2 separate regions of the Mus musculus genome follow, and region 2 is linked to region 1. Evidence: chromatin loops called from intact Hi-C (ENCODE). Cell type or tissue: left cerebral cortex. All regions are shown on one strand. Each heading gives the region's core, and the rest is flanking DNA. Links, peaks and the distances in the headings are about the cores only.

Region 1 (15,652 bases), core at 3,448-11,447:
GAAGCAACTTAAAGGAAAAAGGACTTATCTTGTCTCAGGATTTCAGACTGTCACAGTAAGGAAATGTATCAGTCAGTCAGGGTTATCTAAGAAACAGAGCTGGTGGCACATACCTTTTATCCCAGCTCTTGGGACCACAGAGGCAGGCAAATCTCTGAGTTTGAGGCTAGCCTGGTCTATAGAGCAAATTCCAGGATTGCCAGGGATACACAGAGAAACCCTGTCTCAAAAACCAAGAAGGAGGAGGAGGAAGAAGAAGAGGAGGAGGAGGAAGAGGAGAGAAAGAAATCGAGCTGAAAAAAATGAATATGTATATATACATATATTAAAAGAGAATTTATGAGTTTGCCTTTTAGGCTGTGGTCCAGATACTCCAACAATGACTGTCTCATTTGAAAGACTAGAATCCAGTAGTTGTTTAGTCCATGAGGCTGGATGTCTGAGCAGTCCATGGGGTGCTGGAGTCCTAAAGGATTCCTGGAGAGATGCTGGTCTTCAGACTATATTAGAATCTCAAACATATTGGTTCTAATACCAGGAGAAGAATGTCTCAGCCACAGAGCAGATGCACTTGCCAGCAAGCCCAGGAGCAATGAGGCAAAAAAAAAATTATATATATATATATATATATATGTGTGTGTGTGTGTGTGTGTGTGTGTGTGTGTTTCCTTCCTCGGTGTCCTTTGTGTAGGCTGCCCCAGAGTTATGGGGTCTTTCTGCTTCAAATGATCTGATCAAGAAAATCCTTCACTGTGGGACACAGTGGCCCACACCTTCAATCCTAGCACTTGAAAGACAGAGGCAGACAGTAAAGGGCAGCCTGGTCTACATAGTGAATTCCAAGACAGCCAGGGCTACATAGTGAGACTCTGTCTCAAAACAAAATAAAACTCCCATATACAATCACCAAACCCAGACACTATTGTGGAGGCCATCAAGAGCTTGCTGACAGGAGGCTGATATAGCTGTCTCCTGAGAGGCTCTGCCAGTGCCTGACTAATACAGAAGTGGATGCTCATCCATTGGACTGAGCACAGGGTCCCCAATGAAGGAGCTAGAGAAAGGACCCAAGGAGCTGAAGGGGTTTGCAGTCCCATAGGAGGAACAACAATATGAACTAGCCAGTACTCCCAGAATTCCCTGGGACTAAACCACCAACCAAAGAAAACACATGGTTGGACTCATGGCTCTAGCTGCATATGTAGCAGAGGATGGCCTAGTCGGTCATCAATAGGAGGAGAGGCCCTTGGTCCTGTGAAGGTTCTATGCACCAATATAGGGGAATGCCAGGACCAGGAAGCAGGAGTGGGTGAGTTGGTGAGTGGGGGGAGGGGATAGGGGGGTTTCAGAGGGGAAACCAGAAAAGGGGATAACATTTGAAATGTAAATAAAGAAAATATCTAAAGGAAAAAAAAGAAAATATCTAATAAAAATCTATAGCTTTGCTAGATACAGCAAAAAAAAAAAAGATTAAAAAAATAAAACAAAAACAGAAAGGAAGAGAGAGAGAGGGAGATGGAGGGAGGGAGGGAGGGAGGGAGGGAGGGAGGGAGGGAGACAGAGAGAGAGAGAGAGAGAGAGAGAGAGAGAGAGAGAGAGACCCTTGGGTCTAGCTAATTCCAATTGCAGCCAAATTAACAACTAAGATTAGTCACCTCAGGGAGGCATGACAGACCCGCCAGCCTTAGGCGTGCATGGTAGAAACACCACACATGAGCAAATCAGGAAGCTGAGAAAGACCAGAAGCAGCCTTGTACTAAAACCCTCAAAAGTTCTCAGTCTAGTTGAGCAATGGTGGCGCATGCCTTTAGTCTCAGCACTCTGGAGGCAGAGGCAGGTAGGTTTCTGGGTTCGAGGCCAGCCTGGTCTATAGGGCGAGTTCCAGGACAGCCAGAGCTACACAAAGAAAGCCTGTCTGGAAACACACACACACACACACACACACACACACACACACACACACACACACACACACACATACCACACACACACACACACACACACACACACACACACACACACACACACACACGTACCACCCCACTTCCATCCACCAAACCTCACAATCTCCCCAAACAGCACTCCTATCCTGTGGAATAACACTCAACCCCTTTCTCTCAGAGGAGGGAGATATTCCATACTCAAAAGCCAATCAAGAACGGCCTCTGAGGGGTTGGGGCTTTAGCTCAGTAGTAGAGAGCTTGCCTAGCAAGTGCAAGGCCCTGGGTTCTATCATCAGCTCTGAAGGGAGGAAAAAAAAAAAAAAAGACAAAAAGAATGGAAAAAGAACGGCCTCTGAACAGTTCTCTCTTGGCTGTTCCTGCAATAGGCCCAAGCAAGGTCACATGACTACATCTTTGGCCAATCGCCATCTTCTTGCTTCTACCCAGCACCTGTTGCCCCGAGAGATGAAGGCCTTAGGTCTGTTAAATGGGGCAACAGCCAGCTGCCCAGCCCTATGGAGTTGGGGCAAAGGAATGAGCTTTTCTAGAAGCATCCTCGTTCAATATGCTTTGTTTCCCCTCCCCCACCACTCTTCGCCAGCTACAGAGAAGGAACAGTGACAACGGAGAGAATAGACAGGATGGTGGCCTGGTGTCAAAACAGATCCAACTGGGTACTGCTGCGTGGCCAGGCGAGCAATGGAAATCCTTAGAAACTAGTATTTCAACAGAAACACAGGGAAAGAGAACTCTAGCCAAGTGGGCAAGAAAACATTGGCCCGGAAAAGTGTCTTCTGGGCCAGTTTCCTCGTGGGGATCAAAGGCAGATTCTGCTGCATCAGTCCAGCTCTTGTTGGGGGCCCAGAAATGTCGCAGGCGGGTAGCACCCAGCCGTCATTCATTCTGCCCTGGCCATAACCTATGGAAAGGGCTAACCATACTCATTTCACAGATGCTGAACTGTCACAGGGACGGCCATGCTGTTATAAGGGAACTGGTCTCTGCCTTGCATCCCATGGTTTTTTGGGGGGGAGGGGGTATAAGAATCCCCTCCAACTACTCCCATTCCCCACTCCAGCTCCCCTCAAGCCCCAAGATGTTTGCACCTGCAGGTTGACAGCTGGCCACCGCTAGAGGCTTTTCCATCTTCTCAGCTTCCACGCTGTCCCAAACAGGGTGAATGAGGGTGGAGAAGCCAGGGAACTTTGGGGGCCAACCTGAAGGACATTAGTAGGTGTTAGAAAAAATAGTTAAGTGTGAAATGGATTCCTGCAATCTCCTGGGCATGCTAGAACCTTCCCTTTGCCTTCTGACAATCCCACAGCTAATAAATCAGAGGCAGCCACAGCCAGAATGACCAAAACAGAGCTGGAAGTGGCTTTTCACAGAGGAGCCACCCAGAGGCCAAGAAGGAACTGGCTAGCTGCCCCCCTTTTCCTGAAGTTCTGGCTTCCTCTACTTACTGAGCCCTCCGAGGTGGATAGAGAACCAAAGGCAGCTCCAGGGTGGACTGTCCACAGCTAATGCTGAGCCCTGGTCAGGATAACTTGTCAGATTTTTCTGGGAGGGCTGGGGAGATGATGTGATTGGTTAAGCGCTTTCCCACAAAAACATGAGGCCCTAAATTCAATCTCCAGAACTTATATCCAAAGGGGGTGGGGGGATGTGGTAGTGCACACGTGTAACTCAGTGATGCCGGCAGATCCCTGGGAGTTTGATGGTCAACTTTTCTAATTAAATTGGTGAGCTTCGGGTTCAATAAGAGACCCTCTCTCAAAAGAATAGGGTGGAGATCCACATAGATGCTCTACCACTGAGCCACGCCCCCAGCCCCTCCCTGGGGGAGTCTGGATAGGGGCTCTACCACTGAGCCACGCCCCCAGCCTCCTACTGGCAAATTTTACACAAGAACTCTATCACAAAGCCATTCTCACTGAGAGTGGTGGCCCAGCTTCATAATCCCAGCACTTGGGAGGCAGAGGCAGGCCCAGCACTTGGGAGGGGCAGAGGCAGGTAGATTTATGAGTTCGAGGCCAGCCTGGTCTACAAAGTGATTTCCAAGAGAGCCAGGTCTACACAGAGAAACCCTGTCTCAAAAAAAAAAAAAAAAAAAAAAAAAAAAAGCCATTCTCAGCCCTCCCTTTAGTTTTTATTTTGAGATAAGGTCTCACAGGTTACCCAAGCTGCCCCTTGTGTTTCTATATAGCCCAGCCTGACTTTGAACTCACATATCTTCCTGTTTCATCTGCTTAAGTAGTTGGGTTTTTTGTTTGTTTGTTTTTTAAGACAAGGTTTCTCTGTATAACCCTGGCTATCCTAGAACTGGCTCTGTAGACAGGCTGGCTTTGAACTTACCGAGATCAATCTGTCTCTGCCTCTTGAGTGCTGGGATTAAAGCTACGCACCCCTACCTCTTGGCTCCACTCAAGTAATTGGGATAATAGACTTGAACCGCCAGTAACAGTTTTGTTTTTTATTTGAAGTGTTGGGCTTTGCACATACCAGACACACACTCTACCACTAAACAACAGCTCCAGCCCCCAAAATCTCTCTAAAAGAGTAAAGACTTGGTCACCATTTCCACACCCTGAAGGCACACAGAGTTCTGCCCTCTGTGACCCCACCTGACCCTAGAGGCACCAAAGTCACCCTTGGCTGGAAAAGAAAGGCAGTTCTCACTTCAGCTCAAGTGACGGTTTGCCCGCTTGGCTTCCTGTGAGGTTTGCGTCTCCCTTCCCTTTCTGAAGATGTCTCTTATCTTTCTGTTCTCGGGGGGCTTTGGGGGCTGGGCTAATTACAATTTGGTGACAGTTGGTACCAAGGCAGCCCCCCCCCCCCGAAAAACAGAAAAAAGACAAAACCAGGGTAGGTGGCAATAATACAAGTCTGTGTCACCTCAGGGTCTCTTCCCCCACCTACAACCCCGATGGAGGTCCTTAAGGTGCCGTATGGTTCCCACACAGTGGCCCTCTTATCTCCTCAGACTGGACAGGAAGTGACCAAAGGCACATACAGAGCCAACAACAACCTTGCTCGTCCAAACGAGGATTATTTCAGTCATTGGAAATTGGCTCTGCTAGACTCTCCTCTGACTGCAAGAACCGGCAGTGAGCTGCTGTGAGGCTCCTTGTCGGCCACCCTGGTTCAGCTGGATCAGCAGGCTGAAAGGCTTGCCCTGGTCCCTGAATTAGAAACTTAGGCTCTTTAAAGGGGAGGTAGGGGAGACAGGAGGGCACGGGGTCTTGTGTAGTCCAGGCTTGTCTCAAACTTTCTATGTGTTGAAGAACGGCCTTGAACTTCTGATTCAGCTCTTGTCTCTACCTCCTGAATACGGTCATACACCACCATTCCTGGTTTAGGCAGAGCTGGATGGAGCCAAGGGCTTCTGAGTGGTAGGCACGCACTCCACCAGCTGAGCCTCCAAGGAACTTTTTGGCTACTCAAAACAGAGTGCAAGGCTGCATGCCTATGATCCTGGTTTTAGGTGGAGGCATGAGGATCAGGAGTTCAAGGGCATCCTTGGCCTTGTAGTGAGTTTGAGGCCAGCTTGGGCTACAGGAGACCTTCTAAGACAGAGGAAGGGAGGGAAGAAGGAGGGAGGGAGGGAGGGAAGAAGGAGGGAGGGAGGGAAGAAGAATATATTGGACACAGCGGTACCTCCCTGTGATCCTAGCACTCAAGAGGCAGAGAGACAAAAGGATATGGATGGTTCAAGGCCAGCCTCAGCTACAAATAAGATTCTGTCTTTAGGATTGGATGTGAGGAGATCTGCCCCAAGGGATGGAAGGAAGGCTTGTCAAGCAGAACTGGGGAAATGTCTGAGCCTGGAAAGGTCAGGCCCTACAGGGAACTCCTGGTGACCTGTCAAGTGACCTCATAAGCTGCCTTCTATTCTTAATTTTTTTTATTGCATTTATTTACTTATTTTGTATGTGAGGACACCCATGGCACAAGTTTTGACAGCCAGAGGACAACCTGAAGAAGTTGGTTCTCTCCTCTCTCCTGTGGGTCCTGGAGAGCCAACCCAGGTCTTCACGTGTAGCAGAAAGTGCCTTTAGTAACTGAGCCATCTCCATAATCCTAAACTGCTTTCGAAACAGTGCTTGTACCCATAGACTAAGCTGAGCGGTGGTGGCAGACACCTTTAGTCCTAGCACTCGGGAGGCAGAGTCAGGCAGAGCTCTGAGTTCAAGGACAGCCTAGTCTACAGAGTGAGTTCCAGAACAGCCAGGGCTACACAGAGAAACCTTGTTTTGGGGGGACACACACAGACTAAGGAAGCCCTCAGCTTTGACCAGAGAAGGGCTTCTTGAATGGGCAGTGCTTGGGGGGGGGGGGAACTCAGCTGGTCCAAGGGGTGAGAACAGGTGGCTGCTGAATGCCCGGTCCCACCCAGCACGTTGTGTCACCATTCCAAGGCCCAGGGAACATCTGGAAAGAGGGAAGGGAGGAGCAGAATGGGGGTGAAGCATGTGGTGGGCTGTCAATGACTCTTGGTGTCATGAACACCTGGCTGTGACTGCTTACGGGGTGGGGGTATAAGAGAGGGGCATGAAGGTAGGAGAGAGGGGGAACGGGAAAGCAGGCTGTTGCAGAGGAAAGGGTAGTAAGGCGTTGGCTGATCACAGTGTCTTATGAAGCTGCCAAAAGGAAAAACATTTCCGAAAAGCCACTTCTGTTTTATCAGGAAAAAAGTTTCCCCCTTTTTCCTTGGACATGCTATCTTTTAAAGATTTTTTTAAAGTGACATCGTAATTCGTCACATGAACGGATTGGTGAATTTAACGTTAACTCCCATTCATATACTGCTGAAAATGTATCTTAGAAGGCAGACTTGCAATCCCAGCACTTGGGAGACTGAAGAAGGAAGGTGAAGTGTTCAAGGCCAGCCTCAGCTACATAAAAAGCCTGGGCTACATGAGGGTGAGGGGAAGGAGGAGGGGTAAAGAGAGAAAGATTGGGAAACTGAGGCTAAGGTGGTAGCTTTCCTTTCGGGTCATCAAGGCTCTTCGTGCGCCTGACAGGGGGCGCTCTTCCCCAACTCCCTAGCCTCCTCAGCCCGCGCCAGTCAGGGTCCCCCTAAGAAAACCTTGGAGCGATTTTCCTTTTGCGCGAACTCAGCGCCTCCTTCCAACCGCGAGGTCTCAAAGGTGAGCCTCGCACAAATGCCTTGCAGATGTTTCTCCTTCCAGATCGGCTACCGCGGCGCTGCGCGGCGCAGCTCCAGCAGCCGCGCGATCCTGCAGCGATCCGGACCGCATTTTCCTTTCCACCCTCCAACTTTTGCAAGCTGTAGTTATTTGATAATGATTTTTTTTTCAACCTCTCCCAATAATTGTTATCCTCCCCGCCCGGTACAGCTCAGGTGATGGGTGCAGACGGTAGACGCCTCCTCCTCTTCTCTGGCGCGCAGCCCGAGGCCCTGGAGTAAGGAGCCACAACCCAGCCAGCAGAGAAAGCCAAGGTTAAGCGCCCCGGGAGGACCCCAAACGGCCCCCCACGATGCTTTTCTTTGCACCCAATACCCTCCTGAAGCCAGGCCACCTCTCCCTAAGCCTACTCCGAGGTTGTGACTATCTTAGCTGGATGGGTGCCGCAGGCACATGGTTCTGCGGAATCCAACCCTTGGAGTATTGATTGAGGACCTACGGCATTCCCAAGTCCTGAGCAATGAGTTGACTCCCAAAAGCAATCCAGAATGATCCCTGCCTTTGGGGATGCCGGTTCATGAGAAAATCGGGGCTACCATCCTCACCTGGAAAGATGACAAGGCTTTCCCACAAGAGAAAAAGCTTCTCTTGCTCCCTAACTTTCCTTAGCTCCCATGGCCTCTGCAAAGGATCAAGGTCGGCCTGGATGAAAGCTTCCTTAATAAAAAAGGCTCCTCGGCCCGGCATGGTGGCACACGCCTTTAATCCTAGCACTCAGGAGGCAGAGGCAGGTGGATTTCTGAGTTTGAGGCCAGTCTGGTCTACAAAGTGAGTCCCAGGACAGCCAGGGCAATACAGAGAAACCCTGTCTCAAAAAAAAAAAAAAAAAAAAAAAAAAAAAAAAAAAAAAAGGCTCCTCTAAACACGTGGCAGAAAACAAGACCACCAAGGTGGGGCTGGATAGGTCCAAGCTCCCGAGATGAGAGTGGGACCATCCAGTAGAACTCCTATCTCCCCTCAAGACTGTGTATCTGGTCTGTTTAAGGCAAGGTTCACTCTGAAGCCCAGGCTGACCCCTGTCAGCCTGTCAGTTACATGTGTGTACCAGAAGATCATGCTCCTGGGTTTATTACTGTTTTGCTGTTGTTGTTTCTTTTCTGGTTAGAGGGTTCTTAAAATTTATTTGTTCATTTTGAGGGTTTAAAAACAAACAAACAAACAAGCAAAACAAACAAAAACAAAAGAGAAAGAAAAGAAAAGAAGAGAAAAGAAAAGATCACTTTAAGGGAGTAGGGGTAGGGAAAGCTTATGCCAAAGCCGGCCTGTGGAGGTCAGAGGACAAACTCTAGGAGTCAGTTCTTTCCTTCAACCACGTGGGTTCCTGGGATTAAACTTGAGTCGGCAGGTTTGGTGGCAAGCTCCTTTACCCACTGAACCATCCCACCAGCCCTTTGCATGTATGTTTGAAGGGGAAGAGAGCCCTGTGCTGAAAGGAAAAAATGTCTCAACCTCAGCTTGGTTGCATTGCCTAGACAGTCCAGAAAGTTCTGCTAAGCCTAAATGAATTGTAAGTTTGTAAGTAAATGGGGTGGAATTTATTAAGTCCATAGCCAGCAGCAGGGACTTAATGGGGGGAAAACTGAAAGATTAAACAGTTCTACAGGGTAGTGTGGGGTACTCAGAGGAAGCAGGGCACTGGCTGAAGTTTGCTCTCTCCAGGTCTTCTCAGAGACCCCCCTAATCTCTTGAGCCATTGCTCCCACCTTGGGTAGGGGGAATAAAGTCACCAAAGAAACACCTGGCAGGGGGTGAGGATGTGGCTGAGTGAGTGCTTGTCTGATAAGCACAAGGCCCTGGGGTTCTGTGTCAGCGCTGGGGAAGGTGGAGGCAGGAGGCTCTGGACTCCAGTGTCACCCTCAGTGGACACTCATAGTGGGGTTGAAGGTACCCTGGGCTACATGAGACCCTGAGTTTAAAAAAAAAAAAAGTTCTATGGTTTAGGATTTTGTCATTTTTTTGCTTTTCTTTTGGTTTCTTTTTCCAAAATATTTTGAGACAGGGACTTGCTATGTAGCTTAGCCCAGAACTTATGGCAATCCTCCTGAGCCTTCCTGGAATCATTTCAGATGCCCACTATAATGCCAGGCTTGGGGGGGGGGGTGTGTTCGAGACAGGGTTTCTATACAGAGATAGGGTTTCTCTGTATAACCTAGCTGTCCTAGAACTTACTCTGTAGACCAGGCTGGCCTCGAACTTAGGAATCCACCTGCCTCTGCCTCCCAAGTGCTGGGATTACAGATGTGCACCACCACTGCCCGGTAATGCGTGGCTTTTAAATGTTCCTGGGCCTTGTCACATACTCAGGAGCCCTGAACAAACGCCTCCTCCAGGAAGCCTTCCCATCAGCACAGCTAGTTCAGGTCTTCTCTAGACTCACACTCAATTATATATAGCATTGGGGTGGTCCCTGTCTTTTACCTGGAGTTTCAGGGAGAGCTAGGTGTGCTCCCTCCTCTTATTCCTAACATGGAGCTAGCTTGCGTAAGCTCTCCTCTCCGGCAGCTTGTTCCCAGGGCTGCAGAGTCATGGAGTCTGCACAGTATCCTGGAGGCAGAGTCAGGAGGATCGCTGTGAGTCCCTGGACAGCTAAGGCTACACAGAGAAACCCTGTCTCAAAACAAAACAAAACAAAACGAATAATCGATCAGTGAATAAAAGTGAAGGGGGATGGCTCAGTGGATAAAACGCTTGCTACAACCAGCAGAGGACCTGAGTTCAGATCTCTAGCACCTACATAAAAAGCCTGGCACGTCCTTAACAGCAGCTCTGAAGCAAGAGCGGAGGTGGAGCCAGAGGATGCTAAGGAGCGCTGTGGTATGCAGGCCAGAGGAGACGGCCAACTCCAGGTTTAGTCAGAGATCCTTCCTCAAAAGCTGTGGAGATAACTGAAGAAGACCCTGCGTGCTGAACTCTGTCCGCGAGTGAACAAAGCACACCCCACACACGTGAACAAACACTTAGATATAACGAGCTTCAATTTTAAAATGCAATAAACAGCTCTTTTTCACAAGTCTACCGCTCTGGGCCATCGTGTTGTGGGACCTTCTTCTGGGCCTTTGAGAAACTGTCTCTTCCTGTCTCCCGACGAGAAGCTGGGAGGCCCTCCCTGCCTGCCAGAAGGGGGCTCCCCAGGCGCCTCCCGGCTAGCCTGGAGGAGGGGATTGAGTGCCTGGCTGGAGGCCCCCTGTCTGAACAGAGGCAGGATTTATCTCAGTTTGGGGAGGTCCAGGGCTCCGGGCCCTTAAATCCTCATTAGCTCCATCTAAGAGGCGGCTATGATCTGAGAGACAAGATTCCAAATTGGAAACAGCCCGGTGGGCTGCAGGGTGGGAGACAAACAGGGAGAGAGGGTTAGGGCTGATCTCTGGGGAGCCCAGGACAGCAGAGGAGTCCTGCAGACACGGTCACAGGAAAAGGAGGAGGAGGGTAGAGAAAACATTCCGTTCAGGCTCCAGGGAAGAGAGTTGTACAGCGATGGAGCTGTGCCAAGTCTGCGAGTCCAGGCGACCTCCTGGAGGAGAGTGGGGCGAGGGCAGGCCAGTGCCGCTCACCACTTGAAGGGCCTGGCTCCGGGGCACACACCCTGGTGGGTCCTGTCTCACCACCCACAGCCACTCCTGGGAAATAGAAAGCACTGTGTTTGCTTTACAGAAGGGGAAACTGAGGCTCACCAGTGCTGTGTGGATCTACCCAAGGTCCCCCAGAGTACCTGCAGAATTGGGGATCCAACCTAGCTGCCACCACTCTGGGAATGCAGGGCAAATGGGCTGGTAAGGTTCAGCTTCTCTGTATTGTTCTATGCCCCCTACTCCCGGTCCACTGCCTGGATGGAGGATTTCAGGTTAGGGACAGAGGAACAAAGCACAAGTTTTTCCTGAGAATTGTGAGATGGTGATCCCGTTGAGCAGAAATGGAATTTCAGTGGTATGTTCAGCTATAAGAACAACTCTAGGGGGTGAAGCTCTTGGCTCAGTCCTACAGCACGGACCTAGCTGTGTGAGGCTGTGGAGGGAGGGAGGGATGGAAGGAGGGAGGGAAGGAGGAAGCTTTCTCCGTGGATATGGTAGTGTATGTCTGCAATCCCTGCACTTGCTGAAGCAGAAGATTGCCACAAGTGTGGCTAGCCTGGGCTCCTGCCTGAAAAACAAAAAGAGGAGGAACAGGAGAAAGAGAAACAGGAGGAGGAGGGAGAGAGAACAGAAAGGGAAAGGGAAGAAAGAAGCATTGGAAAAGAAGGAAGGAAGGGTGGGTGGGTGGTCTGGGCCTATAATTCTAGAACTCAGGAGACAGAACCAGGAGGATTGCCAACCTGGGTTACGTACTAGATCCTTCCCCAAAAGCAAAAAGGAAGATGAGAAGCAAGGAGGGAGGAGAAAGGGAGACAGAGAAGGAAGGAAAGAAAGAAACAAGGAAGAAATATGGCTGGCTTGCAGGATATAGGAGATTTCCAGCTACACCATCCCATACTGCCCAAATTTTCTGTTACTGGATGTATATTAACTGGCATATATAAACTTATTCCGATACTTTGTGAAAATTTAGAAACATACAGCTGACTTGAGCCAATGGGGCTAAGTATACACCTTTCTGAAATTCCACCGTTAACCTTGTATGATGCTTTATCTGCCCATCCGGCCAGCCAAAATCCATTTTATTTTATTTTTTCTAATGCATTTTAACATAAATTGCAGACAGCAGTCCTACAGCCTCCACTAAAGACTCCCACATGAATATCTGCAAGCATGGCGTGTCTCTCTATGGCTCTCTCTATGTAGCTCAGGCTAGCCACCAATTTGCAAGCGCCCCCACCCTAACCCTGTCTGTGGAGTTCTGGGATTCTAAGCATGAGCCACTTCTCATGGCAAAGTGCTGTTTGTTTACGTGAATTTATTTAAGTCGTGTGTGTATGTGTGTGTGTGTGTGTGTGTGTGTGTGTGTGTGTGTGAGAGAGAGAGAGAGAGAGAGAGAGAGAGAGAGAGAGAGAGAGAGAGAGTGCACATGCAAATGTGCCAAGTGGAAGGGAAGAAGATGAAGAGGAAGGGGGGAGGAAGAGAAGGGGAGGAAGGGAAGGGGCTAAACCTTCATAGATCGGACATTGCTACATAGTTTTCTGAGGAAAGTAGGGGGAAAATTCCTGTTCTAACCCCACCCCCCACTACTCCCCACATCCTGCGCTAAAGCCAGAACATCCCTTTGCTTTTGTTGTGACTGTTCTGTTTGGACTTTGAACCCTCCTCGAAGGCCGGAGCCCTGGCATGGGTTCCTTTGCTTCATACCCAGTGGTTTATGACATGGTCATCATTTCTCAGAGATGGTGAACAGTGAAAGATGGTTTGAAAGACAGCTCATACTTCTCAAAGCGATGGAGATGCGTCTACAGTTTCCCTTTGAAGCTCATCGGAAAGCAAAGAAAAAAAGAAGGGGGGAAACCACTTGCTGTAACGTTTAGCACTGAGTAAAGGAATTCAAGATAAATGGGCCACCTGTGCATCTTGTGATTGGCCTCCAAAGTTTCAATAGTGGCTAGAAACGGCTCAGCCTCAGTGGATAAAACCCAGTGATGCAGGGCTCAGCAAGCTTTGAGCAATCCCCCCAGTGCTTCGCCTGGCACTCCCCCACTCCTAGTAGATGTGCTTTGGGAAATTGCCAACCTATCACAGATGAATGGATAATGGGGAACAAATAACTGAATGCAACAAAGTTAGTCATAATCCCCCCTTCCAGATATGTAGCACATGCTGGCCTTGAACTTGCTGTGGAGCAGACGATGACCTTGAACTTGTGGTCCTTCGGCTTCCCCATCCCTCCCGCCTCTCAACTGCTGGGACACCATGCCATATTTACTCTCTCTGTCTCTGTCTCTCTCTGTGGGTGTGTGAGGGTAGAACCCATGCCAACTAGACAGGCACTCTACCAGCAACACAACTCCAGCCCATTTTGTTCTGTTTTGAGTTGGACTATGATTTTTAAAAATTACGTTTATCTATATAATGGGGAGGGGACACATGAGCCCATGAGCCACTGTACAACGATAATCAGAGGACAGTTTTTAGGAGTTGGTTCTCTCCTTCTACTCTGTAGGTCTAAGGGTTGAAGGTCAGGCTTGGCAGCAAACATCTTTACCCCAGTTAAGTTTTTATGACCATATATACACTGGCTTTAGTCACTTTCTCTTTTCTGATTTTTTTTCTTTTTTGTTTTGAGGCAGGGTTTCTCTGTGTAGCCCTGGCTATGCTGGAACTCACTCTGTAGACCAGGCTGGCCTTGAATTCACAGAGATCCACCTGCCTCCACTTCCTAAAGGCTGGGATTAACGGTGTGCACCACCGTGTTCAGTTACTTATTTTCATAGCAACAAAATCTAAGATTAGTCTGTAACTTAGCTAGCAACTGAAACATATGCCATTTTTGTTTGTGTTGGGATTTTTTTTTTTATGGTTTTAGAGCTTTATTGTAGAAAGTCAGGGGGAAAGAGAGAAGGTAGAAAGAGAGAGGGAGAGGCCGGCCATGGCCATATGGGGAAAGGGGGGAAGAGAAAGAAGAGAGGGGGGCTAGAGAGTTAGAAAGGTGAGAGCTTAAAGAGGTGTGTTGGGATTTTGTTTGTTTGTTATTTTGTGGTGCTCAGCACAGTACCCAAGACTTTGCCTGTGCCAGACCAGAACACTTTCACCTAGCGCCCCCCCCCCAGTTCCTTGCTGGGGGAGTCTAAGTAAATGCTGTCCTGAAGCTGTCACCCCCAAGTCCCTACAATCTCAGTTTGATTTGTTAACTTCTCTAGGCATGAACAGATTTGTGCGTCAGACTCAGCTCTCCTTTGTGTCTCTGTGACTCCTTCCAAATTGCCTTCATTCAGAGCTGAAATACACTTGTCGTGACTTCTTAATGCTAAACACTGTTTTCTAAGAAATACAATGTTTAACCGCGAATTTCAGGTATGCTCTCATTTCCTCAAGCTGTTCAGAGTGATCAGATAATAATTGGGAATGACAGCTCCACCAGGAAATCAATATTCTTCCCCAACTGTGAGAATCTCAGATGCATTTTTTCACATCTTTTGTGCTTTCAAAAGTTTTACAGTTTCTTTCTTTCTTTTTTTCCCCACTTCCAAAACAGAAACTCCTTGTGCTAGTAGGATACTTCATTTATTTATTTATTTATGTATTTATTTATTTATTTATTTATTTAGGCTTATTTTAAGTTAAGTGTGTGTACACTTGAGTACAGGTGCCTCGGGAAGACCAGAAGAGGGCGTCGGACTGTCTGGCTCAGAAGTGATGGATGTTTGTCAGCTGCTGAAAGTGGGTGTGAGGATCTGAACCTGGGTTCTCTGCAAGAGCCCTCAGCTGATCCACCAAGAACCATCAATCTACCCTGCGGATGGCTCTTCAAAATACAACCTGGGTTCAGATAAAGAGAGGAACAAGCTTTCCCACACGTCTGACTTCTGCTAATCTAACATCAAGATTCCTCAACTTTTTCAGATATAGTTTGGGGTTTTTTTTTGTTTTTTTTTTTTTTTGTTTTGTTTTGCTTGTTTGCTTTATCTTTATTTTTAATTCTGTGTGTGGGTATGTGCACATGAGTACAGGTACCAGGAGAAGCCAGCTGGGATCGCATCCCCTGGACCTGAAGCAGTCATGAGCTGCTCAGTGTGAGTGCTGGGAACTGAACTCTGGTCCTTTAGAGTTTCTAACCACTGCGCCATCCCTCCAGCGCCTATTTTCAGGTGTGTTTTAAACTCCTTACATGTTAAAAGTAAATTTTAGGGCTGTACTGCTGACCCAGCTACTCACTGTGGGATTTCAAATAAGGGCTCAACCACTGAGCTATGATCTCAACTACTTATTTCTTTAATTTTTAAATATTTATTTAGTGGGTGGTGTGTGCCCTGTGGGGTTTGTTTAGCAGTCAGAGGACAACTTGAGGGAATCAGTTCTCTCCTAACATAGTGGTCTGGGAGATGCCAGGCAGCAAGCACCTTTACCTATTGAGCCGTTCCACTAGGCCTCTGTTTCCTGTTTATTTGAAGATGTTGTCTCCCTATATCTTTCTGGCAAGCCATTCTTTATGTAATGGCCCTACCTGTCCTGGAACTCACTTTGTAAGTAAGCTGGCCTCGAACTCACAGAGATCCTCCAGCTTTAGTCTACAGAATGGCTGTGACTTCAGGGTTGTGCTTGTAGGCCTTGATCTGCTGCCACCCTTTTTAAATTATTTTACTCACTCACATAATCACCTCCTTGATTATATTTTAAAACAGCTGTTCTCAACCTATGGGTCATGACCCCTTTAGGGGGTGTCAAACGGCCTTTTCACTGGGATCAAATATCAGATGTCCTGCATATCAGATAGTTCCATTGAGATTGATAACAGTAGCAAAAAAAAAAATCATAACAGTAGCAAAACTACAGATATGAAGCAGCAACAAAAATAACTTTATGGCAGGGGGTCACTACAACATAAAGACCTGTATTAAAGGGTCGCAGCATTAGAAAGGAT
Region 2 (15,652 bases), core at 2,936-10,935, 150 kb after region 1:
GGTCTTCCCCCACCTCCTCTTGTTGGTTGGTTTATTTGTCTGCTTGGTTTTGATTTACCCTGTGCTTGGGATGGAACCCACAGCCTCACACATGCTCAGAGAAGCCATACCACTGATTGTCTTGTGACTCAGGTCTTTGTTGGTTGAATATGATTTCAAAGACCAGATTAATGTCTTCAGTACCTGGTGTGCTTCTAGAAGGAGCCTGGGCACTCTGGTGTTTAGATGAGCTTTGCACGACATCAGCTATTTTTGATGGGATAATTAAAAAAAAAATGCTTGGCTGTCCTGCAAGCCACTCCTTAATTGTCTTTTCTTACTCCAATGTGGTTTTTCTCTATCTTAATATAAAAAAGAAGGGGAGAAGTGAGGGTGTGTGTGTGTGTGTGTGTATGAGAATATGTATGTGTGTGTGGCCTTATAGCATGAGTGTGGACAGCCTCAGTGTTGGTGATTCTCATCTTCCACCTTGTCTGAGACAGGGGCTTTTGTTCTATGCTGTCTGCAAGAGGGTAGCTGTCCTGTAAGCTTCTAGGAGTTCTGGTTTCTCTGCTTCCCATATGACCATAGGATTATAGATGTGTGTGGCCATACCCAGCTTGATGCAGGTTCTGGGGATCCAAACTCAGGTCCTCATGTTTTTGTGGTGAGTGCTTTCCCCATGAGCCAGCCCTCCACCCCCTTCTTCCCTTCCTCCACAAGTTCTCATGTAGCCAAGCTGGCTTCAAACTTACTTCAGATGTGAACTTCTGGGCCCCCGCCTCCATTTCCCTGAGCGCTAGGATTACATGCACCTGGTTGGTTTATGAGGCGCTGGGAGTGGTGATCTGGGATGAGAGTGCATGGCAGGCAAGTACTCTACCAACCCAGTTATAGCCCTAGCATGCTTTTTAGGCTTTGACAGGATCTTACATAGCCCAATTGGTCTTGGACTAAGTATGTAACCAAGGCTGCCCTTGAACTCCCGATTTTTCAGTTTCCACCTCCTGAGTTCTAGGATTGCAGGTAAATATCTCCATACCTGGTTGATGTTTGCATTCTTGCACAACATTTTTTAAATGCTAGATTTGGGACGTCTCTTCTAGGAAGTGGAAGGAATTCTTGACCGTGATAGAAGAAGATTAGATTTGTTGATAACTTCTGTGCTTTAGCAGATGCTGTGGGGAGAGATCTCTGCTTTTTGTCTATGGGGAGGAAGTGTTTTCAAAGTTATGGACGAAGCGATGGACCCCACATCTTTACCTTTCAACCTTTTGCAGAGGTGAGGAATTAGAGCAAGGAGGAAGCAGAGGAAAGATGAAGAATCCAGGTCTGTGGCTTTTGTCTGTAATCCCTGAACCATGGTGGCTGAGATATGAGGGTTGTTGTTATGAGTTTAAGGCCACCCTGGAGTAAAGTAAGACCCCAGCGTTAGACAATTAAGAAGGAAGGAGTAGAGGGTAGTAATCCTTTTTTGTTTTTGGTTTTTCGAGACAGGATTTCTCTGTGTAGCCCCTGGCTGTCCTGGAACTCACTCTGTAGACCAGGCTGGCCTCGAACTCAGAAATCCACCTGCCTCTGCCTCCCGAGTGCTGGGATTAAAGGCGTGCGCCACCACTGCCCAGTGAGGGTAGTAATACTTAACTGTGGCTGGGACCCAAGCGCACTTAGTCACTGCTCTGCTGCCTTTTATAGCTACGCAGAAGTGACTCAGCCTGGAAAAAGAGAGTCACTTAAAATAAAGTAGCCACTCCAGTGGGGCACATCTTGTTCCTATGCAGCCAGCTGGCTGGAGCCTTGTGGGGCACATTGTCCTGTAAGGGGGGGGGGGTCTGGGAGAGGCATGGTGTTCAGGTAGGGGTGACCTTACCATCACCCGGTGGGGGTCAGGAAGGCCATGTATGACCTTGAACTTTCAAGCAGCATGCTGATATTGTGTGTGTGTGTATGTGTGTGTGTGTGTATGTGTGTGTGTGTGTGTGTGTGTGTGTGTGTGTGAGAGAGAGAGAGAGAGAGAGAGAAAGAGAGAGAGAGAGAGAGAGAGAGAAATATTGCCAGACCTAGAAGGCTGCTGTGACTTGAATTTGTCTGTCAGGCTTCATCCCCTCTCCCCTGACAGGGTTTCTCTGTGTAGCCCTGGCTGTCCTGGAGCTCACTTTGTAAACCAGGCTGGACTTGAATTTAGAGCTGCCTATCTCTGCTGGGATTAAGGGCATGTACCACCACTCTACTTTTGTGTCAGCCCTCCTTTAAACCAGAGGTCAGTCTGAAACCTCCAGACTCAGTTGAGCAAACATGGCAGTTAGGTTTTTTGTTCCACATTGAACATATTCAGGCAACTGCACTGGAAACCCACAGATGTGCGTCCCTGATGTCACTGACTGTGGTTTTTAAGGGAGAAGGTAGGCCAGTGATGTCTTGCCAGACATGGGCCTCTTAGCCAGGACATGCCCAGAGATGTTTTAACTAGTCACATGCTAGGGACATGAGCACCCCTGCCACAAGAGAGAACCACTGTGGGGATGTGGGGACCTGTCTAAACCACTTTAGAGAGTCTGTAGCTTCCTCCATTTCGGGTTCTTGGCATTCTGATAACACTGATTACCCACGTGCCTGGAGCTTTACACGGGTGCTTAGGATTCAAACTTAGTCTTCATGCTGACATAGCAAGCACTGTACCAACTCTCTGAGGCCTGCTTATTTTGAGGCAGGGTTTCACCAAGTGACACAAAATAGCCTATTATTATTATTGTTGTTGTTGTTGTTGTTATCTCAAATAAATTCTTCTCTTTGTGGGGCTGTGGGAAATCCACAAGCAACTTTTCAATGCAGTGTTTTCTCCTCGGAGGAGGAGAAATGAAGCACATTTTTGCTTCATTGCGAAGAGGTCACTCTAGTATCTGGCAGAATCCTAAAGCCTGAGTAATCAGCCTGCGTGTTTAATCATTCTAGAGTCAACCACCATAAAGTTGCAATACAATACGATTTTAACTAGACAAAGCTTAAAAATTAAATAGAAGCTTTTAACTGTTACCAGTTAAACATGTTCAACCAGTACAAAAAACATAAGTAGTTTTCTTAGTTTTGAGGAGACCCCAGGGGAAAATTTACCCCAAGGATCAAGTGCAGCTCAAGTCACAGTATTCTAGCATGTTCTAGAAAGAGTCAGCAGGGGCCTTGGGAGGACATGAAGCAGTCCTGAAGAACAGAGGGGGCCACTGGGTTGTGCGCAAGCATGGGTGAGCACTACTAGTCCAGGATTTCCCTCCCACACATGGTGTGACCTCTGCTCCTGGGGCCTTTCCTGTGCAGAACTCTGTCTGGTTCCAGGGGTCTTGGAAGAGAAATGGCTATTCCCAGGCCAGCTGTTGCAGATGTCCAGGGGCGTCTGACCCTGAGCAAGATTCCTCACTGTTTCAGATGTTGTGTTCTTTCCTATACTCTAAAGAGCAGCTCTCACTCAGTGTGTATGGGGTGGGAGTGGTTCAGATTTGGGAAGATCTTTGTAGACCTTCATCAGTTGCACATCCTTAATGGGAAATCCACAGTGTTTGGAGCATGTTGGAGGATTTGAGGCTTCACATGTGTGGACTAGGAGTGCTCTGCCTCTGCTGCCAGCTGCTAGAGGGGAGTGGTTTAGCATATACAGAACATGCACTAAGTACACAGCAAACACTTTTAATCCCTGTCTCCTCCAAAAGGAGCCCTGAGGTTTCTCTAGGGACTAGCAGGTATAGAGAAGGTTCCAGCCATCAGCAGGAGCAGGCAGATAATGGCCAACTAAACAAATGGGGCACATGGTAACTTCTGGTGATATACACACTGGAACAGCCCTGTCTGTAGCTCAAGCCTGTTATCCCAGCACTGCGGATATTGAGGCTAAGAATTAGGACTTCAAAACTAGCCTGGGAAACTTGATGAGAACCTGTTTCAGGAATCAACTGGACTGAAGATATTACATAGTGGTAAAGTACCTGCCTAGCAAAACAAAAACCACAGGATTATGCAGTAGTGTGTGCTCATGGGTGGGTGGGTGGACACTTGAGGAACTGAGATTATTTTAAAGTCAGAGTGAACATGTCCATTTGTAGCATCCCTATCCCCAAACACAAACACACAGCTACTGCAGAGACGCTGAAGCCACTGTTGGGGCATTTGGGTGGGTTATTTGTTAGTGGATCCTTCACATTTAAGTAAAGGCTTAATTGTGTTGAGCAGAAAGACATCAGATGCCATCTTTCAGAAGATCAGGGCTGCTTCTGAACTCCCTGACTGGCAGCATTGGAAGAATCCTTAACGTGATCCATGAAGAGTTTAATCTCCCAGTGTCTCTGTTGGGCTTGCTTGAAGACACCAGGGCCACCCATGGTCCCACTGTACCACACACTCTCTATGGGAACAGCAGATGAGACCCAGGTCTCTGAAGAGTGCTTAGAACTGACAGCCTCTCCCCCTGAGCTGTGTGTCTCTTCCTCTGTGTATCTGGCATTTCCAGAGAGCTATTTTAAGCATCATGGACAAATTATCTGAGCATTTAACAGCTGTGAAAAGGAAAGGATTGTAAAGAGATTTACATGGGCTAGAGTTTTAATGGTGACCTTTGTGAGCCTCCATATTCCCATAGAGAAATGGGACTGATGGTCCCAGATGCTAGGTTGAACTGCTTCCAGAATAGCATGGCAAAGTCATGGGAGCTGTGTGATTGTGATGAGCATTGCTTTGAGAGAAAAGACACTGAGTTCAGGAGTAGATTCTGCCTTATCTTATTTATTTTAGAGATGAAACAGGGCTTTCTGGGTGCTAGGCAAACACTCCTCCACTAAATCTCAGCCCCAGCCCCTCACTGGAGGGTTCTAGGCAAGCCCTGTACTTAAGAGCCACACACCCAGCCCCTTGCTGGAGAATTCAAAGCAAGTGTTCTGTCTCAGGTACATCTCTTTTTTTAAAACTTGTATTCTAAGGCAAGGCCTTGGAATATAGCTCAGGCTAGCCTTGAGCCTACAATCCCCCTGCCTCAGCATTCCAAGTAACTAGGATTATAGGTATATGAGGTGGTAGGATATATTTGGATCACCATGGACTAACTAATGGCCAATAATGGCTTTTGATCTTACCTTTCAAATCTCAGTTTCACAAAAATGGACTCAGGTCTGATTGACAGACATGAGTAAACTCAGCCTGGTGGGTTAGTAGCCATGGTCTAGTTGGCGTTCCTGAAGGAGATCTTAGATGGGAGTCAGAACATTTGGGGCTCCATTCTGATGGTGCTGCTGCTACTGACTTGGTTTGCAACCTGATCAAGCCCCATCACCTTTCATTTGACAGCTTTTAAACGATCAGGTGACTTCTCTGTGACATTTTACTTAGACCACACCAGCTTCTGCTGCTCGTTTCTCTCTGCAGCTCTTTCTCTCTTTGTCTGTCTTTCCCCACAACATTCATGGCAAGCTCTTTTTAGGTTTTTTCTTTTCCAGAATTTGCATGTATTAGGAGATCTTTGCAGATCCTGTTATGTGAGAACTCTGAGTTCACCAGGAAGAGTTTATTTACTTTCTGGTTCTGGGTAACTTGAGGGATATGACAGGGACAGCTTATAACAGCGGTTGACATTTATTAATAGCTATCTATTCATGTAGTTCTTTTCCAAATACTTTTTTTTTTCTTTTAAAGACAGGGTCTCATGTAACCCAGGCTGGCCTCAAACTCACTATGTAACCAAGGGTGACCTTGTATTGTTAACCTGCCTCTATCTCCCAGTGCTGGTATTACTGGTATGCATTTGTATGCCCATCTCCATCCACTTTTAAGTATGTGTTTCTGCAATAGGTACAGTGTTTGAATCAGGCAGAAAAAAATCGAGACCTAGAAAAGACATTAACTTGCTTTGTATGTCCTACTCAAATCAGCAAAGCTGGCAAGAGACTGTACATCTAGCCTAGCCTTCCTAGGTCTGTGCCAGCGTGGGTCCCTGGGGAGTGCTTCCACAGTCTTGCAGCCCACAGCCACCTTCTGGGTACACAGAGCCAGCTGCCTTGTGGGATGGATCTCCAGAGCCTCCTCCTGCTGCTGAGGCTGCCTGGTCCCACATCACCACCCTCTGCTGCCTGCTTCCAAGCACATGAACTTCCCTGGGCATTTAGGGGAGAGTTGGAACTGCTTCTCATGGCATTCTCTACATATCTTTTGCTTCCCGTTTCACATCTGATCAGTTAGACCATCAGTCTTTTTGGAACCCTACTATAATTTTGTGCTGACTGCATGTAGAGCACTGTAAAGAGGGTCTATGGCAAGTGTGCTTGGTTAGTGCCTCTGACTTGATAGCTCAGCTACTGCAAAGAGGCCCAGCTTTGGTGCTGGTGCTGGCCACATCTTCCCTCACCAGCTTCCATGTTACACGGTGGGAGCATTGCATTCCTAAGGTACAGAGCATGAACATTTCTGCTCAACAAACCTTTTCTTCTAAAAGTACCTCGCTGGTTTTCTCCATTAACTGAGCCGTGCTTGCTAGATGAGTGTGAACAGGAACCTCGTGTACTTGATATTTTTTCTTTCTCTTGACTGGCACACTGCCTTTCACTCTGAGTGGCCTGTTCACACTTTCCTGTCTTCCCCTCTGACAGCTTTGCTCATTTTCCTTGTTAGATCACTTGCTGCCATGCCTTACCCACAAGTAGAGACCCTGATGGTTCCAGTCTGAAATCTCTTGAGAGTTTGCCTTAAGGACATCTCCCAGGCCAAGGCATGTCCCTTGCTTATTGTGCTGTCTGTCTTATGGAACTGAATTATTTTTGGCAAGTGGGAATTCCCATTCTATCTTGCCGCCCCCCCCCCCCACCCCCATTTTCTTTCCCACATATTTTTTTTTTTTCCTATTCCAGATCCTGCTATGTTTGTTCATTAGTTTTTGAGACAGGGTCTCACTAAGCTAAGACTGGCCTAGAACTTAACTTTGTAGCCAAGAAAGTTCCTTCTTCCTCCATATCCCAAGCCTTAGGATTAACAGGCATACACTGCCTCACCGGTTTCTGTGGTTCAGGGAATGGAACTAAGGGCTTCCTTAGGCAATCCTCCTGCCTCAGATCCTAAAGTAGCTTAAATGACAGGTCTGTGCAACCACAGTGCCTGGCTCTGTGCCCCACCAGCTGAGCTACACAGCCCCAGCTGTTCTGGATCTTATTTTGGAACTCTCCTCTGTGTAGATGTTACCAGGGCAACTTCTGGACTCTTTCTATAATGCCAGCTTTTGCTTTCTGCCCCAAGCCTGGGCATTCTCCTGTGATTGGTGGCAAGTAGGGCCTCAGTTTCTCCTCTTCCATTAGAGCCCCTTGTCCCTCCTATAACTAGTGACCAGCCATCCAATTTATCTACCCCCAGTGAGTTGATCTGACTTCTTTGTCCTCTATCAGCCACCATATTCCTCATCGATGCCCCAGGACTGTCCAAGCCATGTACTCTTTGGATTCTTCCAGTGCTTTTCATGTCCTTGGTGAGTGTGATGCATCAGGAGCCCCGGGCCCATCATTCTTCAGTGCCATGTGGGCTATGTCTGGGTCTTCATCCTCTGCTGTCCAGCTTACAGTCTTCTTCCCAATTCTGTTTTGTAAAGCTTTGTTTCTTTTCTTTTTTTGTGCTGGGACAGGATCCTAGCTGAGTACTCTACCGCTGAGCTAAGTCTCCAGCTCCCTCTGGCCCTCAGGTCTGTTTTCTCCCCACCTTCTGGGGTTAAACACTAGCATCGTTGGTAAGTACCCTATCACTTAGCTACTTCTCACCAAGTTGCTAAGGCTAGCTCTGTAGTTAGGCTGACTTTGAACTTGTAATCCTTCTGCCTCAGACTCTCAAGTAGCTTGAGGTCTGTGTGACCACAGTGCCTGGTTCTGAAAATTCCTACTTTTTAATGAAAATTTAAATGAATTTTTATTGGGATTTCATTTAATTTGTACATTTGGACAGACTCAATGAAGTGTTCAGCGTTTTGATAGTATTATTGCAGATCATATTCTTAGGTGAATTTAATTCCATGTAGGGCTCAGGGGACTCATGAAAACTTACAGGGCCTTCCCTTACACAGCTCATTGTGCAGATACAAAGTAGTCAAGATTGAAGGATTGATCATTTTCATCTGGAGCTGAGCATAAAAATAAACCCCACTCTGTTATCATAGGTGGCTGTGATTAAGACAGGGCGAAAGGTCGGCTCCAAGCCTTCTACCACTGACAGTTCCCTGAGGAAGATGGAGTGTCTCTTCATCTTTGGTCCAGGTCATCAGTAGCTGAAAGCCATTACTGTCTATTGGCTGTTTGGTTTGTGTGAAATATGGGGCTGGGCAAAGCCGGCTTCCCTGAGGTCAGGTGTGTTCATGTAATCAAAAGATCTGGGAACTACACAGTACATACTAATATGTATGTGCACATGAGGTAGTGACACAGAGATGCCTTTTGTATTATAAACCATACTTCACTATGTGTTATTTTCAAGCTCCTGGGGAGAAACTCAGTTAGCCAGTTTTTTGTGTCTCGAAAGACAGGCATTTGTGAAGCTATCAGCCACTGACTAAGCAATGAAACATGAAGATCTCTCCTGTGTAATATGTGCTTAGCCCTGTTCAGTTCCCATGACCTAGACAGAGAAGTAGGGCATTGGCTTCTATTGATTTGAATTTAAAATTTGAAGACAAGAATATTCTTATTTAATTTGTATATAAACATCCCACAAACAGCATTTCACCTTTTTTTTTTTTTAACATTTTAAAATTGCCCTGTGTATGTTCATGCATGCATGCGCACCATGGCATATGTGTGGAGGCCAAGAGTCAGTTCTCTCCTTCTGTCACGTGGGTCCCAGGGATGAAGCTGAGGTCATCAGGCTTGGCAGCCAGCACTTTTACCCATTGGACTATCTCTCCCTTGCTCTTTGCTTCTGATTTAAGTGTTTGCCTTGTGAAAGAAAATACAGTTTCTCATAGTAACCCGAAGGCAGGAGGAAAGGGATCAGTGAATGTGCTCGTGAGGATTCAGAGGGGAGGTTAAAACAGGGCCAGGGCAGGGCAGAGTGACAAGTGATGACCAGAGTGTGTGGGCTCGCTCCTTCCAGCCGGAAAACCAGGAGCTGTACTCTTTTTGCTGAAAGATTTTGAAAACTAATCTCTCCTTTCCCGCCCCCTCCTCTCTCTTTCCCTCCCTCTCTCTCTCCCTTCCCCCTACCCCCTCCCTCTGTCCTTCTTCCCCTCCTTTTCCCTCCCCTCCTCTGTTTGAACAAATCCATTTGTACTTATAGCCAGATAAAAGTGCTTGAGCATGTATTCATTGTCTTGGATGTAAGTGTGGGAATGCCAGCCAGCCTTTTTAAGTAAAGGAATTGATATGGAAGGAACCAGGGAGCCGAGAGCCATTTCACTCTGAAATTCTTTTTGCATTAGCACATCTGCAGCACTGAGGACTGTGTGGAAAATTGAAATAGTGCTTCTATCCTGCCGTGTCTCCAGCGCGTCAATAAATCACCTTTTTTCCCTTTTAAAATGTCTGGCCTTGTAATTTATGTTTGCGTAACCCATTACTAAATTCATAGTAGGTGTTTTAGTTGGCAGGCGTTGTTCTAGAAGTTCTGGGGGCACTGAAAAAATACAGAGCCTTTGTATTTATACTTAAGTGGACATTTTAGTTTAGTTTTTTTGTTTTAATAATGAACTGGGTATTTATATAATTTTATACAGTATTAGTCGTGTGCATATAAGCCACAGTGTGCGTATGGAGTTCACATGACTGTTTCTCTGCTTTCACTGTGGATCCTGTGGAGTGAATTCAGGGCATCAGACTTGGATGTCAGCTGCCCTTACCCAGGGAGCCTTCTCCTTAGCCCTGAATTTGAATTTTGCCTTGGAAAACAATATCAAGTCATGCTCTTACCCTTCTCAACTGTTAGGAACTTCTCAATGCACTTCATGGTTTTCTTTCTTCTGAAATGAAACTTGGTGAAGGACAATGACTCCGATATTAAGATTGAACTCCTGTGCGTCACTCTGAGTAGAATACTAGCAACCACTGGCCAGGAGGATGGTTGGGGAGGTAAAAGTATCTGCCACAGAAGTCTCTCGAATTAAATTCAACCACCAAAACCCATAGTGGACTTTCACACTTGTGCTTTGCCATTGCCCCCTCCCTATTAATAAAAATTAAGGAAAACTTAAATCTGTAGTTAGACATGGTAGAACATCTTCATGCCCCCTGCCTCCCCTGCCCCCAACCCCATGTCCTTTCCTCCCATAGAGCCCAATTTGAAACTTCTAAGAAATCAAAAAATGGCCTTGAATTCTTATTCCCTTTGCCTCAGAAGCTGAGGCGGGAGATGAAGATTTCAAGGCTGGACTGGAGAGCCCCGCAAGGCCGGTTACTGTTTTCTTTGTAAAGAAGGGCAGGCGTAGCTCAGTTCCATGGTAGAACAGTAGCTTTGCTAAGGGCCCAGCTTTCATCCTCAGTAGCTACAAGAGGAAGAAAGATGGCTCTCATAGTTTTAAAATGTTTTAGCTGTTGACCACAGCGTCAGTCCTAAAGTGAAGGCAAATATACCCATTCACGGACTCTACTCACTGGTGTATGCGTGTGTACATGTGTGCTTGTGTTTTAAACAGGAATAGAATGCTCAAGAGTTGTTCATGTAATTATGATTGACTCAGAACATTTCATCCTCCCCCCTTTTCCCTCTCCCTGTCTTCCTTCTTTCTTTCCTTTTTCCTCTTTCCCTTCTTTCTTCCTCCTCTCCTTTCTTCTTTGCTTCCTCTTCCTTCCTGTTTTTCCTTTTTCTCCTTCCTTCCATCCTTCTCTCTCCCTACTTTCCCTCCTTCCCCTCCCTCCCTCCTTTCATCTGAATTCAAATTCCTAAGGCATCCAGAAATGACCTTGAATTCTTGGTCCTTTTGCCTCTGCCTTCTGAGTGCTGGGATTGGAGGTATGTGCCATCCAACTCCAGCTGAGACTTTGTAATTTTTAACCAAGCATTGGAAAATAACCATTATCGGCTGAGGACATTGCTCAGCAGAGCATTTGCCTTAGATTGACTCAGAACATTTCATCCTCCCCCTTTTCCCTCTCCCTGTCTTCCTTCTTTCTTTCCTTTTTCCTCTTTCCCTTCTTTCTTCCTCCTCTCCTTTCTTCTTTGCTTCCTCTTCCTTCCTGTTTTTCCTTTTTCTCCTTCCTTCCATCCTTCTCTCTCCCTACTTTCCCTCCTTCCCCTCCCTCCCTCCCTCTGCTGAGGACATTGCTCAGCAGAGCATTTCCCCGCCCCCAAGTGAGGAGTTAGGGGTGTGGTTTACTGGTGGAGCACCTACTTAGAATCCCCAGGGAAGGGCTGAAGGGCAGCTTAACACTAGAGCCCCTGCCTTGCCTTAGGTCCCATCTCCAGCACTAGAAGACAAAAACAAACCCCAAACATTATGTCTTCTAATCATGACTTAGAAAAACTTGATAGAGTTTTGCTGCTTTGAATCATCATAATAGTAATCAAAAATAATAATAAGTCCTTGCTTTTCTTGTGTAAAAGTTTTAAAAGTAACTTATGGGTTGTTAAAAAGCCATGTATGGTTTGTGAGGAAGTTTGCTTTGTTTGGGTTCCCCCCTCCTGTCCCCCACACCTTGACTGGTTAATGATGTTTTCATCTCCAGCCTGCCTCAGCCCTTGAGCTCACCCTGAGAAGCCTTCCTATAAGCATGGCCTCCTCACTCTGAAGCACAAATGCACTCAATTGTTCCTGAGATTGTCCTAGCTTGGCTCAGCATTGCACACTTGCCATCGATGCACTTGGGAGGCTGAGGCAGGAGGATGGGGCACTCTAGGTCAGCCTAGGTAAAACCCCATCTCAAGGAAACAAAACAAGAACACAAACCAACAATGGGCCTGTGTCGGGCACGTTCAGAGTATAACTGGTCCCTATGGCCGATATGTTAGCTTGGTAGATAGATTGGGAAGTTTGCCCTTCTACCACCAAAGGTAGGGATTAAAAGTATCTGACATCATTTTGTTTATTTTAAAAATAGCTTATTTGATTTTTTTTCTTTGTGGATTGTTTTAGCCTGTTTTGCAATTCTGGGGGTTGCATTAAAACCTTGAATGTGCTAACTTTCTATTTTTTTTTTTTAGTATACGGGGTCTTAGCATGTAGCTCAGACTGGCCTTACCCTTGCTCTGTAGCCCAGTCTATCCTTACACTCTTGATCTTCCTGCCACTCTAATGCCAGAATTACACTTCATTGAATTTCTGTGTGTGTGTACATGTATACACATGAATGTATACGTGTCTGAACATTCATGTTCAAGTAGAGTTTAGATGAAAACCTCCAGTGTTAGATGGGGTTTTTGTTATTTAGCCCTGCATACAACAGACTGGGTCCAGCATTCCTGGAGTTTCTCCTTGTCTTGCTGTAGGGATGCTAGGATTACAGATGTGTGCTGCCACACCCTGCTCTGTGCTCAGATCCTCATGCTTTCATGTCACTCTCTGTACCCACTAAACTCTTTCCCTGCCCAGTTTTGGTTTTCTGAGACAAGGTCTTCCATGTAGCTTTGGACTTGCTATGTTCCTGCCTCAGCTTCCTGGTGCTGATTTTCTCCTTATAGTACTTGGTTTTCCTTGTTATTTGATCAACAGAGGTGTTTATTCTGGCTGCAATGCCTGAGAAACATTCATTTGTATTCAAAATGTGTCTTTTTTAGAAGTTTCAGGGGGTGATATTTATGATTTATTCACTGGCAAGATACAGGGCTTCTCAAGTTTGTTTCAGCTCTGTGCCACTTCTGCCCAGGACCTGAAGCAGCACTGTGTCTGTTGCTGTGGATGGCAGACACATTTATGGCCCTGTGTGATGTTTTCTTCCAACTGCTAATGCACTGTCTGCTCATTTCCCCATCATTCCCTGTCCCCGGGCCACTGGTTCCCTGTTGTAGAGACTCTCTAGCCATGTCTCTGAAAGAGCTTCCAGCAGGGGAAAGTGCTGTGCCAGAGGCTGGAGAAGGGAAGCAGAGGTGTTTATTGACCCAGAGACTCCTTCCAGCTTTCCCTACTAGTTCTTTTCCAAAGCAAACTGGTGGTTTTCTTCAAGTCAGCTATGGCCAAAATATAGCAGGATCTGCTGTGTGTTCTTTACAAGGAGAGGAGCAAGCATGCCACATGGCTCTGGGGGAAGGAAGAAGCTGGTGTGTGAGGGGACAGGCTAGCAAGGACAGTGGTGAGGACATCTAAGTGACAGTGAAGGACAAGCTAGACTTGAGATGAAGGCAGCTCTGCATCCTCTAGTCAGTATCCTGGCTGGCTGTTGCTGCTACCCACAGGGCAGTGGGCAGGGTGGTCTGTTGTGTTAGTGATGAGCCATAGGGGCTGGGGAATATAGCTTAATGATACAGCATTTGCCTAGAATTTGGCAGTGAGGGGGCGAGGGCTTGGTTCAGCAGTAGAGCACTTTGTGAAGTTCTACTGTGTAAGCAAGGCTATACTGGAACTTACTATCGTCCTGCCTCAGCTTCCTGAGTGCTTCTGTTATAGGCCTGTGTGTGTGTGTGTGTGTGTGTGTGTATGCCCAGCCATGGGGAGTGACATTTTACATTTAAAAACATGTGTTTAGGGATATTTGGAGGGGGGGCACACATGTGTTGTAGCTCAGGTTTGGGGGTCAGGGTATTAGTTTTTAGAGCCAGTGCAGGCCTTCTACCATGTAGATTCTGAGTATCAAACTTAGGTCTTCAAGGGATGGTGGCAACTGCCGGTACCCACTGAGCCATGTTGCTTGCCAGGGAGTGATGAGTCAAATTGTGCTTATCTCAGAATCCCCAACCTGCATCTACCGTACCCCAGCAGGATTAAAGCTATATGTCCTCACCCCTGCTTAGTGACCTGATAGACTAGTGGTGGGCCTGGCCTCTCTGGTTACCTGGCTCAAGTATACTCACTTTTGAGTGTGAACTGTTTTCATGAAGGTTGAGAGTTTCCTGAGGGGAAAACTGGCTTGTTTCTCTTCTTGTGCAATGAGGAGAAAGAAAATGGTTTGCCAATGATTGTCCAGAGAAATGTACCCAGAGACAGGCTCCCCGCTCCTGTGGGGACATGGCAGAAGAGGACCACAGCTGCTGTGAGACCAGGCCCTCTGCTTGCTGTGTCCTTGGGCTTTTAGATCTCCTCTTGTATTTACTTATGTCCTGACTGAATTCCTCTACTCACCCAGGCACCTGTGTGTGTTTTCTCTTGAGCTTCTGAGCTCTAGGAAGGTTGGGACACCTCAGATCCTCCCAAGTCCGTGATTCAGCACATTAATGCTCCACGAGCACTTGTGCTTGCTGCGTGCCATTAACCTTATATTTCTGGATTGATCCACCTCCTCCCTGGTCAAGAGTGCTCTTGAATAGATAAAGCTGTCATAGCTGTCTTAGTATGAATAAGATACTTGTCCTGTTCTTCAAGAGCAGACTTGTATTCAGAATGGGATAATTCTTGCTCAGAGCCACACAGCCATTCAGTCGTGTTAGTGAGCCAGGACTCATGTGGAAGAGTCCAGTATCTCCGTGGTCAACAACTCCCCCTGTTTGTTTTCACACTGCAGATTTGAAAAGTCAGAAGGGAAAGGGCAGTGTGCCGGGCTTCCTAGAGGCAGGTGGCTCTTTTAAAGCTGGGTCTTGTTATTGCCAGCTTGACCTCGTTTCCATGGAAGCAGCCAGCAGGGGCAGCTTGTTCCTATCAGCCTGGGGCCCAGTGGAGCCTCAGCCCCTGACAGGCTCTAGGACTGGCCCTCTCTCTGGCTCATGAGAGGGAGATCCAAATGGCCATGGAGCCTCTCTCCTCCCACTCCTATTGTAGAGGTTTATACCTGAAGGAAGAACTAGGGACTATGTAGTGCCATGCTTTGCCCCAGACTTGTGTGGGTTGGGCTTCCTTTCTCTTTCTGCCCTGGGACACCTCCTGTGTGGGCCGTGCTCAGAGGTGTGTGGGTTCTCTGGAGAGTAGAGGGCTTTTCTTACAGTCTCAGTCTCGTCTTTGTCTCTCTGTCTATCTGTCTGTTTCTCTCTCTCTCTTTCTGTTTGGATTTGTCTTATATATGTGTTTCTATACAGTGCGTTGGAGGTTGCCGACAGGTGGTTTTTCTTTGTCTCTCTGTCTATCTGTCTGTTTCTCTCTCTCTCTTTCTGTTTGGATTTGTCTTATATATGTGTTTCTATACAGTGCGTTGGAGGTTGCCGACAGGTGGTTTTTCTTTGTCTCTCTGTCTATCTGTCTGTTTCTCTCTCTCTCTTTCTGTTTGGATTTGTCTTATATATGTGTTTCTATACAGTGCGTTGGAGGTTGCCGACAGGTGGTTTTTGGAACAAGGTTTCCCACTTCACCTGGAGCTCCCTGTCTCAGCTAGCCAGCCCACCAAGCCCAGGGGCCTGCCTGTCTCTGTCGGGGTGACCACCACAGCTAGGTTTGTATGTGGGTGCTGAGTATCAAACTGAAGTTTTAGCAGGATCTTTACCTACTAAGGCTCCATCCCTGCCCCACCCCTACCCCCCAGATACAGTCTTTAGAAAATTTTGCATTGTTATTTATTTTATTTTTTTAAAAACATTTTTTACATTCATTTAGTGTGTGTGTGTGTGTGTGTGTGAGTGTCTCTGTGTGTGTCTGTGTGTGTAGTGTGTGTGTGTCTGTGTCTGT

The links. Peaks named below come from ENCODE experiments on the same cell type or tissue, not always from the same donor. Only the 100,000 strongest peaks of a DNase experiment are listed, where the experiment ranks them.
Region 2: a loop joins it to region 1, with 1.8 times the contacts of the local background. A loop is called at or near these places in 2 of 42 quality-filtered maps.

Annotation. Positions count from the first base shown.
Region 1 is chr5:136,614,784-136,630,435 of GRCm38, reverse strand. No RefSeq gene overlaps it. Among named protein-coding and RNA genes, the nearest start is that of Gm38722, 9.7 kb to the left of the region's middle. In left cerebral cortex, for the core only: CTCF peaks have their summits at 6,971 and 10,260 (motif pointing right); DNase peaks (open chromatin) are centred at 7,119 and 10,271; H3K4me3 peaks cover 492 bases.
Region 2 is chr5:136,466,806-136,482,457 of GRCm38, reverse strand. All of the region lies in intron 2 of Cux1 (cut-like homeobox 1), which reads left to right. Among named protein-coding and RNA genes, the nearest start is that of Gm16599, 82 kb to the right of the region's middle. In left cerebral cortex, for the core only: no CTCF peak of the experiment used is centred there; DNase peaks (open chromatin) are centred at 5,979 and 6,472; H3K27ac peaks cover 3,125 bases.